Regions from separate parts of the Mus musculus genome. Here region 1 is linked to region 2. A link is a contact called in ENCODE Hi-C data. All regions are on one chromosome and are shown on one strand. The core of a region is the stretch at or near the end of the contact, and the rest is flanking DNA. Distances in the headings are between cores, read along the strand shown. Region 1 holds the start of Creb3l2 (cAMP responsive element binding protein 3-like 2). Region 2 overlaps Dgki (diacylglycerol kinase, iota).

The links. A loop is a pair of places that touch in the nucleus more often than their neighbours do.
Region 1: a map of adrenal gland shows a loop between it and region 2 (3-fold over the local background). The contact joins the promoter of Creb3l2 here to the enhancer-like site in region 2. A Hi-C loop is called at or near these places in 1 of 37 maps with a recorded cell type or tissue (adrenal gland).

What each region holds. Positions count from the first base shown.
Region 1 is chr6:37,440,744-37,443,942 of GRCm38, forward strand. It overlaps Creb3l2 (cAMP responsive element binding protein 3-like 2), which reads right to left and starts at 1,405. Exons shown (of 12, transcript NM_178661.4): 1 at 956-1,405. The coding sequence starts at 1,057. Gm33318 (predicted gene, 33318) reads left to right here and starts at 1,767. Exons shown (of 3, transcript NR_166917.1): 1 at 1,767-2,290.
Region 2 is chr6:37,275,586-37,278,784 of GRCm38, forward strand. All of the region lies in intron 1 of Dgki (diacylglycerol kinase, iota), which reads right to left. Among named protein-coding and RNA genes, the nearest start is that of Dgki, 23 kb to the right of the region's middle. Within about 2 kb of position 1,731, at least 1 of the 3 ENCODE cell types and tissues checked has a DNase peak (open chromatin) inside an H3K27ac peak, as active enhancers do.

The DNA of each region.
Region 1 (3,199 bases), core at 155-2,654, 160 kb after region 2:
ATACAGTCAGCCAGTGGCAAAGGCCAAAGAGGTGGAGCCTGCAGGCCGTTTTGCAAAAGTTTCAAATATCCTGGTACTGACCCCATTAACAGCACTAAGACAGAAATGCAGCCAAGCCTGTCCTTACCTCAGTCCCTCAGCAGTCCCTCAGTGCCCCCCACCCCCACCCCTCCCTCTCAACTTCTAAGAGTTCTGAACAAAGCCACATTACCAGCACTGGCTATCACAAACAAGATTTTCTCTTGCAAAAAGCTGAAAGTGACATCTTTAAATGATTCACGCTTCTGACAGTTGAGTCTCCAAAGAGGTCTCTGCGGGGAAGGAACTGGTGAGCTGTCCTACCTCTCCCCCAGAGCCTCTCTGAAACATGCAGTTGCCTCAGATTTTCCCCTGAAAAAGGGAGGAAGCAGTTCGAGGCTGTGCAGATGAAGCAGCCAAGTGAGGCGGCCGCCTTCCCGTGCGGTGAAGGAAGGCTTTTAACACGAACATTTTAAAGCTATAAACAAGAAAGTAAAGAAACTGGATGGGATGGGGACAAAAAACATATGGGATGACTATACTACATTAGCTTGTCCAAATTTTGGATGTGTGTGTATTGTGTGTGTTTTTTTACAAACCTTACCATTTTAAAAAAAAAATCAATATAACTGGGCGGAGGTATTATTCTCAAAACACGTCGCTTCCCAGCATTGCTGTACCGTTAGCAATAGGAAATGGAGCTACCGACAGGAAAACACTATAAACTGCTTTGGAATACAAAGGGTCACTTATTCGGAAGAAAGTTTAAAGGCTCCAGCTGTGCACCTTAATGTGTTCATAGAAGAAAACTCCCATCCCCAGACCTCTTAATATAGTCATGCCCTTCCCCAAACGCTGCCTCCCAGGACCCAGCTGGTGACAAAACCCGCTTTTCTCCTCACCCCCGACTCCCTTTGCCCGGACCACGGGTCCTCACCGTGTGGTACATGAGGGCCTCAGTCTCTCCGGGCTCTGACAGCTCGCTCAGCTTGCGGTCCCACTGCAGGACGCTCTGCTCCCCGCTCTCCAGCACCTCCATGGCGGTGGGCGCCGCGCAGGGCCGAGGATGCTGAGGCAGGAGGGGACCGCGCAGAGCCGCCGCGGGCCGGTGAGACGCTTCTCCCCGTGTACTTGGCGTGTGCGCGCGTGGAACTTATGCACTGGAGCAGGAACTCGGGAGAGCCCTGCCGAAGGCTACGCGACCCTTGTCCTCGGAAATCTGTGACTCCCCGGGGAGGACAAGCCTGCTGGGATCGGGCGGAAGGTGCAGGGGTTAAATCGGGCTGTGCATCCAAAAGGAAGGCAAAAAGGCAGCGCTCATCCCAAGAAAGTCCTCGCGCAACAAGCCCACTCCCCACTAGGGCTCCAGACAAACTTTGAGACTCCCTTGGGCTCTTGAGCTCTGCCCCTGGATCCAGAGGCGACCCCACCTCCTTCCAGGCCAGTGACCAATCGAACGCCCGTCTTGCCATCTATACCGTATCAAAAGTCCCTTTCTCATCCATGTCCCTCCCCCAGAGGGAGAGTCGCGCGAAGTCTCCGCCTAGTCCTCGGAATGTGGGCGGAGAGGGTCTTTTACGTCACTGGGGAACGCCTCCTGCCGGAGCGTCGCAATGGACCAATAGGGTGCTAGGGTCTAGAAATGATCGACTGAAACATAGATCAATGAGCTAGGGAGACCTGGAGGAGCCAACCAATCAAATAGCGACAAGAATACATTTTTATAAGAGAGGGCGTGCGCGCCCAGTGTCCTCCCTAAGAGTCTCCGCTTAAAGGAGGTTTGTTTCGCGAGTTTATTTCCTCAGAGAAACCAAGCGGATTGAAGCGCTGTCTACATTTCAAATTAGTTTAGGTCGCGTGAGTCTGTCTGGATTTAAAAGAATGCACCACATATATGAAAATGCGCACGTGAGCAGAAATCTGAATTATCACAGTTCTAGCACACATTCATTGCTAGCTTTTTATGTAGTTTTATGGCCTTTATTAAACAGACATTAGCCAATCTTGCCACACGTTTCCAAGTCCTAAATCAGAGGGCTAATTTTTTTTTTTAAATTCATAGGATTTTGTTGTTTTGTTTTTGAGACAAGGTTACCTGTAGCCCAGGCTGTCCTCAACTGCACTGTGCAGCTAAGGCTGAGCTTGAACTCCTGATCCCTCTGCCTCACCTCCGGAGAGCTGGGAGGGACTGCACGGTTATGCCACTAGTGCCTGCTTCACAGATCTTTTATTCCCAATGGAGTACCAGGCAAAAAAATGAGAGGATGGCCAGGTGGGTACTATTCCAGATACTGGTCAAAGAGGTAACGGATACTCTCCTGAGTGTCGTGGATGAAGTGGGGCTTAGGGGAAAATAAGTGTTTTAATGGCTGCAAGATGCACCCCAAAGTGAGTGTTGGGAAAGAGATCTAAGCCTTTGACCCCCTTAGAGAAGAAAAGGCCTGCTCTATAGCATTTTCCCCCAATGTGATTTTTCTTCTTCCCTTTTGAGGTTTCCTTTTATGGAAACAGCCTTAGTTGGCTATAGTTTAACCATTTTACATACAGGGCTGTGGTTCCAGGTGGTTCTTACAAGGGGACAGTCAGGTATCAGGTCTACAGAGAGTTTTGTCTTCTTCAGAGCGTGGTTTTGCTGTGTGAAGACAGAAGTCTCAGAACTTTACACTGTCTTTAAGCAACTTTTATTTTTCATGTAAAATGAGTCTGCTTGTCTAGCCTAGGATCTTTTGAGACTATTTTAATATTTAAATACAGACCTTTCTTTTTATTCTTTCTATCTATCTATCTATCTATCTATCTATCTATCTACCTATCTTTCCATCCATCTATGTTTGAGACAGGGTTTCTCAGTATAGCCCTGGATATTCTGGAACTCACTCTGTAGACCTGGCTGGTCTCAAACTCAGAGACCCTCCTGCCTCTGCCTTCCGAGTGCTGGGATTAAAGGTGAGCACCACCACTGCACAGCCACACATTTTTTTGTTTTTGTTTTTCGAGACAGGGTTTCTCTGTATAGCCCTGGCTGTCCTGGAACTCACTTTGTAGACCAGGGTGGCCTCGAACTCAGTAATCTGCTTGCCTCTGCCTCCCAAGTGCTGGGATTAAAGGCGTGCACCACCACTGCCACACATTTTTTATACAGTAGTTTTCTCGACTTTCCCGTAAGCCTTTGGTCTTTCTT
Region 2 (3,199 bases), core at 481-2,980:
TAAAAGTGCTTTAGCCACTGTCAGCCTGTGATCAAAGGATGAAATGAGTCTTGGATATTTAAGCTCCAGCTTAACTCAGAACCAAGTGCTCTTGGTGTAATTTTTAATATTGCTATTGGGTACAGCCCACATTCCAACACCTACCCACAGATGTTACACCAAATCACACTCCCCAATAAAGCTGTGTTCCCAGATCCACAACCCTGTACCCACACAGAGAATCCCAGAATTTCAGATGCCATGGGATCTGAAAAGCGGTACAGCCCAGCCTTGTGGTTTAACAAATTATCAGCTCTTCACACAGCCCACCGCAACACTCTTTTATCAGAAAGATAGTGTCCACATTCTGTGTGGCAAGCATCCATCATCTGTCCTGGTCCATTGCAAGGCCCACAGCCTGCCAGACACTCAGGCTCCTACATGTTAGTATCGTGGACAACTTTGTTCTGGAATGCATGATGCTTTCTCCCACCCCCATGACTATGCTATCACCCTGACTACCCATATGATAAATCTTCAACAATCTGTTGAGCATCACCTCTGCTGCAAAGAACTCTCTTACCCTCTTGGTCTTGAGGACCACTGCACCCTCCTCTGCTGTCTCCTGACGCTTTTCACACAGCTTTAACAGCATTCTCACCATGTGTAAATCTGTGCTGTTTACATATCTGTCTGTATTCTTTTATTCTAAGTTGCCCAGTTGCTTTTGAGCCAGAAGTTTGTTCTGAAGTTTGTCTTAGAGGGTTTGTTGCTTAGTAGTCTGTCATTTTCTCAAAATACTCTCCCACTGACTCATCCTTGTAATGAAAAGTGTGCACAATGTCTATATGGTTCTCACGCTCTGAAACAAGGTCACTGATGGTGTGAGACAGGCAAACATTTGAGACACCAAGACGGCTATCAGTAATACGAAACAGCTGGCAGTGTGTGGGCATAGGCATCAGTTGTGTATCGTAGATCATATCATACATGTACATGCCTGAATGTTTTTAAGTCAGGGCCCGTATTTCAGTTGTTTCTATTATCCTTGAGGATGAGGCTACACATTCTTTAGAAGTTAAAGGAAACAAAGACAATAGAAGAGAAGATAGTAATGCAGAGCTGGAGAAACGGCTCAGTGGTTAAAATTAAATAAGTTATCTTTGAAAAGGAAAGAGAAGGAGAGGAGAGGAGGGGAACGGAGGGGAGGGGAGGGGAGGAGAGATGCTGAAGTAAATTTAGAGACTCTCCCAATGGTCACAGCCTATATCCAGGAAAGTCTCAGGAAGCATGCTTTTCCAGACAAACCAGGAACCACAGAATTAACCACCTGCACAACACTTCACGTCCTACTGCCTCATCTTTCCACCACAGCATAGCTCCTAGCTCCTCCCACTCACTGCTTGGGTAAGGACAACCTCAAGTGAAAATTCCTACAGAAGTCAAAAGAGCAGCTGACAGCTGACAAGGGAACTCAGGTGCTAAACAGTGAGTCTCATGGGAAATGGGCACACTTTCGGGAAGAAACTCCTTTCATATTGGATTTTCAGCCACCAATCCCTACCCTCTTAACCAACTGGTGTGCCTACTGCAGTGAAGGTGTCTCGGGGGAGGGGGCTGGAGGTCCTCCTGGTTGTTTCTGCACTTACTGGGAAAGCCCCATGACTGATCAAGGCCTCTCCCTCTTGCAAAGAAAACCAGCCAGCCAAACCAGCCAGCTGGCAGGAGCTCCGAGGGTGAGGCTGTGTGAGCCCAGAGCAGCCCTTCTAGCCCTGTGTCAGGCCTCCCAGCCAGGAATCAGGCCAGGCCAAGAGGTGAGGAGTCACCAGTTCCAGCCTACAGCCAGCTTTCTCTGAAAATGTCAGAGCCATCCACTGGGGCCTGGTCCCTCCTGAGCTTCTGCCAATTTGCACCTGATTAGCAGCAGCCTGTCCCCAGTGACACTCCCTCAGAAATCCCACACCAGGCACCTCATTGGTGCTGGAGGAACTGGGCGTCTGGGGAGAAAGACATCTGAGCTGTTAGCAGACTGACAAATCTCAGGGCCTCTCAGAAACCCAGAAGCGCAGGCTCTTACACCCTTGGCTCAAGATTAGTGGGTGCTGGCATTCAAAGGGTTAAGAAACCAGCTGATGGGCACAAATAAATGGCAAGCCCCGTGAATGTAACCACACTGAAGCTGAATGCCACTGGAAGTCATGGTGGTACTTCTACTTGGATGCTTTCCTTGCAAAACTGATGCAAAATGACCTACCTCTTTCTCCCTGGTTACAAAAGAAACTCTAACAAAGATGAAAAAGCCTACGAAACTCTTCCAAATCCCTTAGAAGAAAAACACACTAAAAAAAAAAAAAAAAAAAAAAACGCTGCTTTTCTGTTCAAAAATTCTAAGGAAGCTCATGAACGTTAACTTTTCTATCATCTTCACTGTAGAAAATGAGAATAAATCAAAGTCTTGGTTGGCCAAGGAGAAGTGGACAAAGGCCTTTTATTCTCACTACCTCCAGGAACTCTCTTTGGCACCACAATAAGGGAACCAAAGGAGACCGCCAAAAGGACAGAGAAAACAGGAGGTATGGTAGTACAGGAGACAATGAGGAGTTTGGATGCTGCAGAATAAAGTGAATGCAGCCAAGATAGAGACACCTGAGAATTAAGTGTAAGAATGTGTAGGTATTGACTTGATGTGCCAGGGGGGGTTGGTATGGGGGGGAGTCTCCACAGAGGAGAATGGGAGGTGGGGTGGAGGGGCAATTTGCGGTGGGAACTGGGAGGACGTGTGGCTGTGATCAGGATGCAAAGTGAATAAAAGAACTAATTAATGGGGAAAATAAAGACAGGATAGTTATATAATTATGTTTCACCGCATGTTGAACACACAGTTGCGACCATTTTTTATCAAACCAAAACAAATTTCACATTGAGAAGTGTTCTCCGGGTTCTTAGCCCAATTTGTGAATCTTGTATATCCTCAATATCATCACAAATAAATAAGACTGAACTTTAATAAGAAAATATATACATATACAATTAAAATGGTAGGTGGTTGTGGCCCATGCCTTTAAGGCCAGTGCTGCGCTGGGGTGGGAGGGGCAGAGGCAGGCATATCTCTGTGAGTTCTAGGCCAGCCTGATCTGTAGAGTTCTAGGGCAGTCAGAACTACACAGAGAAACCTTACCATGAAAATCAAAACAAACAAGAACGCCTTCAAAATCTACTA